Linked DNA regions of Mus musculus: region 1 is linked to region 2. Evidence: chromatin loops called from intact Hi-C (ENCODE). Cell type or tissue: left cerebral cortex. All regions are shown on one strand. Links, peaks and the distances in the headings refer to the core of each region. The heading gives the core; the rest is flanking DNA.

The links. Peaks named below come from ENCODE experiments on the same cell type or tissue, not always from the same donor. Only the 100,000 strongest peaks of a DNase experiment are listed, where the experiment ranks them.
Region 1: it touches region 2 in a loop (3.0-fold over the local background); 3 of 42 quality-filtered maps call a loop at or near these places.

What each region holds. Positions count from the first base shown.
Region 1 is chr2:129,116,364-129,121,034 of GRCm38, forward strand. It overlaps Polr1b (polymerase (RNA) I polypeptide B), which reads left to right. Exons shown (of 15, transcript NM_009086.2): 11 at 1,565-1,735; 12 at 2,677-2,833. Among named protein-coding and RNA genes, the nearest start is that of Chchd5, 11 kb to the right of the region's middle. In left cerebral cortex, for the core only: a CTCF peak has its summit at 2,142 (motif pointing right); no DNase peak of the experiment used is centred there.
Region 2 is chr2:128,686,176-128,688,675 of GRCm38, forward strand. It overlaps Anapc1 (anaphase promoting complex subunit 1), which reads right to left and starts at 1,220. Exons shown (of 48, transcript NM_008569.2): 1 at 978-1,220. It overlaps Gm39931 (a long non-coding RNA gene), which reads right to left. Exons shown (of 5, transcript XR_001783466.2): 5 at 1,642-1,844. In left cerebral cortex, for the core only: no CTCF peak of the experiment used is centred there; a DNase peak (open chromatin) is centred at 1,250; H3K4me3 peaks cover 1,536 bases; H3K27ac peaks cover 1,261 bases.

The DNA.
Region 1 (4,671 bases), core at 1,048-3,547, 430 kb after region 2:
TGAACACAATATTTTTATCTTGGTTTTTTGAGCCAATGACTTTAACAGTTTTCTCTCTATAGTTTGGCTTTCTTTTTTCTGTTCATTATTAACTTTTGTGTTAATTTAATTCATGGACTGGTGAGATGGCTCAGTGGGCACAGGCACACACTCAGACCTAGTGACCTGAGCTTGATCCCCAGATGGCACAAGATCCCAGGGAAGAGCTGGCTTCCCAGACTCCTCCGCTGCTCTCTCACTTTGGCTCTCATGGACCTGTACACATGCAAACACTGAATCCATTAGAATTCAAGGCTTGGAGAGATGTCTCAGTGGTTTAAAGCACTGGCTGCTCTTCCACAGGATCTGGGTTCAATTCCCAGCACCCTGTGGTTGTCCACAACTGTCTAGCTCGGGTTTCAGGGGATTTCACTCCTTCCTTTGAACTCCATGGGCACCAGACACAACATATAGACATTTGCAGGCAACCTTTCATACGTATTAAGTAAATGAGTAAATCTAAAACAATTAACCAATCAAAGAATTCAGTCTGGTCTAGACATGGTAGCTTAATCCCAAGCAATGAAAGGCCGAGACAGGGACAACTATAATTATCAATTTGTGTTTCATTCTTTTCTCTTTCTTGAGCTTTCTTTGGTGTCTGTGGTGAGCTTTATCCTCTTCCCAGACATCAGAGATGTGATGTGGCTGTGTTAACTGAGGTTGAAGACAGCATGGCTGGTCTCAGGACTCAGTGCTGCCAGGGCTAGAATGTCGCCTTTTAATGTCATTTCCTCCCTCTGCGCAGTCTCCATTCGTCTTCACTGATAATGTGCTGAGATGTGGATCCCTTAAGCATATATAGTTTTTAGAATCTTTTTCAAATTATTGTTTTGGTTTGTATTTCTCCCTTTACTTAAGAATTTTAAAAATAATTTTAAGATTTGTTTTTTATGCATGCATGCATTGTCTGTGAAGGCCAGAGGAGTGCGCTGCATCTCTGGGAGAGCTCTTGGCAGTTATAAGCCACCTGTCATGGGTGCTGGGAACTGAAACTTGGTCCTCTGTGAGACCAGTAAGTGCTCTTAACCACCGAGCCATTTCTCCAGCCCTGTTTTGGGTTTGTTGTTGATGTTGTATGTGTGTGTGTGCTTTGTGATTTTAAAAATATATGTGTGTGTGTATGTGCATGTCTGCATTTTGGTATGCACTTGTGAATACAGTGCCTACTGTATGTATTCTTAGCTGTGTAGCCCTTTCTGCATCCCTGTTGCTTGTTTGTTCATTTCCAAATATAGGATTCTTTTCGTGTAATTGTTTGGAAGGAAATTTATTAACTCATGTTTCAAACAGGAGAATAACTTGCCTTTTTGAAAACACTCCTTTGCCATTTCGCGAGGGCTGAGTGGCCTCGTCTGTGGCTGAGACTGGGATGGACAACTGTGGCTCTGGAGTGCTAGGTTTATTACCCAATGACGTCATCTCTTAGATCTTTTTCTTTCCTGTTCTGCCTGGCTTCTCGTGACAGGGAAGCTGAGATAAGACATACATTTATTCTTCACTAAACTCTGTTTTGTTAAACCAGGTGTTGAGAGAAAAAAGAATTCCTCCCTGGATGGAGGTGGCCCTGATTCCCATGACAGGAAAACCAAGTCTGTACCCAGGTCTGTTCCTCTTTACCACTCCCTGCAGGCTGGTGAGGCCTGTGCAGAACTTGGAACTGGGCAGAGAAGAGCTCATTGGAACCATGGAACAGGTAGGGACCAGCTGCAGTGTTGCTTATGGAGAACAGCTTTCAGAGGCTCGGTATCGCGTTTTAAAGCGTTTGCTAGGAGGTCAGACTGACTTTCCAGGCTCTCTTTGCCCGGCTCTAAGTAGTCTTGCTGTCTTGCCACGCTTCCAGGAACCTGCGGGAGGCGTGGTGTTCGCATGACTGCCCTTCATGCTGCCCAGCGTTCACGGTTCTTTTTCACTTGGCTCTGTCACAGTTGGTGAGACCAAGGCATCCCGTTAACTCAGGTCTCAGTTGTCACCTGCATCTTTGCCATTGACAAATAGATTTGTGCCTATTTTTTAAAAAATATTTATTTATTTGTTTGTTTGTTTATTTATTTAATGTGTGTGAATTCACAGTTGCTGTCTTCAGACGCACCAGAAGAGGGCATCTGATCCCATTACAGATGGTTGTGAGCCACCATGTGGTTGCTGGGAATTGAACTTAAGACTTCAGGAAGAGCGGTCAGTGCTCTTAATCGCTGAGCCATCTCTCCAGCCCTTGTGCCTACTTTAAAACAAAAGAAACTGGGTATCACGGTGCACTTTAATCCCAGCACCGGGGAGGCAGAGCCACCAGGGAGGGCTACTCAGAGAAATCCTATCCAAAATAAATGAACATTTATCCTCCTCTCTGGCCCCTCACATTGGACAGGGTAGATGCGGGATGAGTGTCTTAGGGGAAAGCGTTCGGGAGATAGCTCAGTGGCGGAGTGCCTGGCATTCACAGGCTCTGGGTTCCGACTCCAGCACCTTAATAGCAGCGAGTGGGACATTTGTCTGGATGTTCCCCATGCTTCTGGCAGAGGTCGTTCCTGGTCTGGGTGATGTAAGCACTGTGCAGCCTCGAGGGCCAGCCTCTGGGAAGCAGCAAGACCACCACAGTTGTTCCGTGCCTCTCTTCCTGCCCTCCCTCTGCTCCAGCTCTTCATGAACGTCGCCATCTTTGAGGACGAGGTGTTTGGTGGCATCTCCACACACCAGGAGCTCTTCCCTCACAGCCTGCTGAGCGTGATCGCCAACTTCATCCCCTTCTCGGATCACAACCAGAGTCCTCGGAACATGTACCAGTGCCAGATGGGTAAGGTGGGCGGGGTGAGGGTCGGCACATGAGAGCACAGAAAGCACTTGTAAATTACATTGAGGTGATTTCAGACTTACAGTAAGCTTCAAGAATACTACGAAGAATGCCCACAGATGAGACGTCTGTTCTGTTACCAGCTTGCCCAGTTGCTTTTTCAAGCGTGGTGGTGCCCTCCTCCACAGTTCAGTGCGTGTCCCCCACTGTTAGGACTTTCTTAGGATATTTATCAGAATTAGGAAGTTTAGCATTAACTGGGTTTTTTTTTTAAGATTTATTTATTTTATGTAAATGAGTACACGTAGCTGTCTTAAGACGCATCAGAAGAGGACTTCCGGATCCCATTAGAGACGGCTGTGAGCCACCATGTGGTTGCTGGGAATTGAACTCAGGACCTTTGGAAGAGCAGTCAGTGCTCTCAACCTCTGAGCCATCTCTCCAGTCCCTAGCATTGACTTCCTTATTTTAAAAAAAAAATCTTACTTTAAATTACACTTATGTGTCCACAAGTGGGTACTGTGTGTAGATGCAGGTGTCTGCAGAGGCCAGGGGCATTGAGTGCCTCTGGTGCTGGAGTTAGTCAGTTGTGATCCTGGCGTGGGTACTGGAGACTGAGTGCAAGAGCAGCATGCACTCAATGTTTTCATCCTTACTCACTTTGAAGTGGGGTGAAGCACCAAAGGCCCATGGCCAGTCACCTGTGTTCTACTAGTGTGTCTCCCTTGATGCAGAGGAACTCTTCAGTTTGTTTGTGACATTTACATTTTTAAAGAAAATGGCTTGTCTGAGCTTTTGTGACTTAGGCCATTATAGTCAAATCACGTACCTTCTCTACTCTTCATTTCGTCTGAGTCACGCTCTGAGCATTTGACATTCTCATGGCCTTCCTTGAGCTGGTCTTGAATCAGTATCCTTTGGCCTCTGTCTGTCGTCACAGGATTACAGGTGTACATGTCCCACATCACGTCCTGCATCCTTGTGACAGATTTGTTGTTTACTGCATGGGTATGTGACTACAGATCCTCTTGTCCTTATTCTGAGATGTCTTTTTCACACTCACCTGAAGGAAATCTTTGCTGGCTGTATAGTGCTGAGTGGACATATTCTTTTATTTCAGTGTTGCTTTAGTCTGTTGTGTCTAACTAGAAGGCAGGGCTTGTAAAGTACAGTTTCCCTGTCCAGTGTACTGTTTTTTCTCTCTTTAAGACTTATTCTTAAGCTGGACGAGATGGTGCACACCTTTAATCCTAGCAGTTGGGAGGCAGAAGCAGGCAGATCTTTGAATTTGAAGCCAGCCTGGTCTACAGAGTGAATCCCAGGACAGCTAGGACTATACAGAGAAACTTTGTCTCAAAAATATAAAATAAAAAGACTTGTACTTTATTTTTGTTTTCAGATTGACTGTATGTCTAAACATGATTCTTTTTGTGTTCCAATAGCATTTACTGGTCTTTATGAGAAAAAAAAGTGATCAACTTTGGAGCATTTTCAAGGGCTTCCAAACTTGCTTCTTCCTCTTTATTTCTCCTCCTCTTTAAAGACTTGCGTTTTCATAAAAGTCCCTGTGGTTATTCACCTTGCTGTGTGTGCAGGTTATGTGTGTGGGTGTACACGCTGTGGCATGATGGTGGAGGTCAGAGGGCAGCATAAGGGTGGAGGTCGGAGGGCAGCATGAGGGTGGAGGTCAGAGGGCAGCATGAGGGTGGAGGTCGGAGGGCAGCATAAGGGTGGAGGTCAGAGGGCAGCATAAGGGTGGAGGTCAGAGGGCAGCATGAGGGTGGAGGTCAGAGGGCAGCATGAGGGTGGAGGTCAGAGGGCAGCATGAGGGTGGAGGTCAG
Region 2 (2,500 bases), core at 1-2,500:
CACACGGCATGTAAAGATAACTAACATTCAAACATTCTGTGGCATAGTATGTGCCTTTTTGTCTCTGAGGAAACCTCTACAACAGCATTTGTTAGCAGCACTATAACCCTCAGTGTTTGAAATGGCACTTAAGAATAACAACTGCTAACTAAATTTGACTTGAAGCTCTCATCTAAAGTCTTGTTGGCATCATTTTTTTTAACAATCTGAAAGCCTCTAGTTTATACGAAGCCCTCTATAGCTACAAAATCTTCCTTGCTGTGACTTAAACGTCATTCCTGAAATGATTACGCCAAAAAACAGGCCCAAGTTTCTTTTTCACCTCCTAGAAATAAAATCAATATTGAGAACAGAACTTGAAAAACACATATGCCTTATGAAAAGTAGGGGCTTATCAAAATGTGGCTGGCCTTTCCAAATTCTATTCAACAAAGCAGTCAACATTAAAGAACTTGCAACTTTACCCGACGTTTCCTCATGCAAACATGCAATGTCATTCCCTTTTAGCTTAAAACGAACCTACAGGATAACTTTTTATAGCATCATTTTCTCAGTTAGATGCCTTTTAACCCAAAGACATCATACTTAATACTTTTACAGTTCTCCAAAAGTTGTTAAACGTGTTATTCGTTACAGGCCACATAAAAGCATTGAGTTGACATGCTAGAAATAAAACTGTCATTACTGGTTACTAGGAACATATGCAAACAGCGGGACCCTGAGCTGGGTCTCTACAAAAACAGGCTTTCCGTGCTTTTGAGTGAACCGCGCCACGGCGTAGCGGCCGGAGCATCGGCTCATGGCGCGTCGGGCCAACCCGGAAAGCCCAGTCTGATACTGGGGTTCCTCTCACCCCAGCAGGAGCTCAAGGCCAGCCCCGGGGCGCTCAGCCCTTGGGGCACCCGGTGCAGCGAAATTCCAACACCAAGTCGCAGCGATGCGCGACCCGGCCCGGCCCGACCCGGCCCGGCCCGCACCTGAATAACTCGGGACGCGTCAGGCGCTTGCGAGCCCCGGCTGCTCCCCGGAGGCACAAGGGCCGCGAAGGCCCGAGAGCAGCGACAGGACCGTCACGATGACTCCTCACCGCCCCAGTTTCTCATCCCTTTTCCCTCCCGGATGCCGGAGGAAGAATGGGCGGCAGCGGGACACCAAAGACTTGCGAACAACTCAAATGGCTGGAGCCATCTTGGATTTCCCGACCTGCCTCGCGCCAGGGCAGAGCCAGGCTGGGGACGCGCGGCAGCGGAGAGGACCTAGCGCCTGCGCAGTTGAAAAAGGTGTCTGTGCAAGTGCCTATAGCGAAGGCGGTCACTTAACGACGTTACCTCTTTAACAAACCAAATCTCTAAGATCCTGAACTACCTTCTCAATTGAGCTAAGTTAGGTAATTTTTTTTCCCAGCTGGTTGAGTTTCCTTCTCATCTCAAAAGGGGATGTGTGCCTCCTGGCTGATGAATGGGAGCGGAAGGGAGACCACTCATTTTCTCAGGATTGCATGGAAAATTCTCTACCCGGAAATCACACACCCCCACCCAAGATGGGCTTTAGTCCGTTAACTGTTCGTCATCGCTAAGAAAAAAAAAAAAAAAAAAAAAAAAATGGTGAGGCCTATCATAGCCTAAAGAATAAAGAGTTCCAGTCCATTTCTTTGCTCCAAAATTCAGTTTGTTGGAATTTGATAACTTCACTGTAATTGTCTATTGTGATACACATTTATTTTAGTTCATTCTCATCCCTTTTCTTGGAACGCCATCCTTCAGAGCTTGAAGCTGCACTGCAACAGGAAGGCTTGCTCTTAGAACTTGGTGAGCGGAATGCCTGCTTAGCTGAAATTCGCTTGCCTGGATAATCAAAAACAGTCAAATTAACACATATTCCACATGCTCTGCTCCGACCTCTTGATTCCTCCCCGCAAAACCTCCCTATCCTACAAAGGCCTTTCTATCACACACTAGGCTATCTGGAAGAACAAACAGAAGAAAACCCAACAAGGAGCACACGTAAGTGGCCTGTCAATCTCACTGCTTCCATTCTCTACCCTCTACCTCTTGCCCCATCACACAGTTTGTCTACAACCCCATCAACCCTACCAGGAGTCACTTGGACTAGGATACCCCACTCTCCACTGTGTTCTGAGCAACCAAGCCATTGTCATTCTCCTTGAGTCTATGATATCTTCTGCCACTGCCAGCCTAGGATGAGGGAGATGGGGATTGCCTTCTGAAGAGGCCGTACTTAGAAACCCAAACCGATAGGGAACAAACTGGTCGGTGAATGAAAACAAGGACGTGACCACTCCTAGATATGGTTGAGGAGGTTTTTATTGTAGATATTGAGGAATTGGGAGGAGTTGGGCTACAGCTCTTCTCTGCCGGGTGTCCTTGGTAAAATTACAATTATCGCATCTCTGGTTGTAAGGTATAGAAACAAAATGGCTTTTTGCTGGCTATAGAGAACAAAGAGCTTCTTTCCAGCTGTATTTTTAGAGATCAGGGAA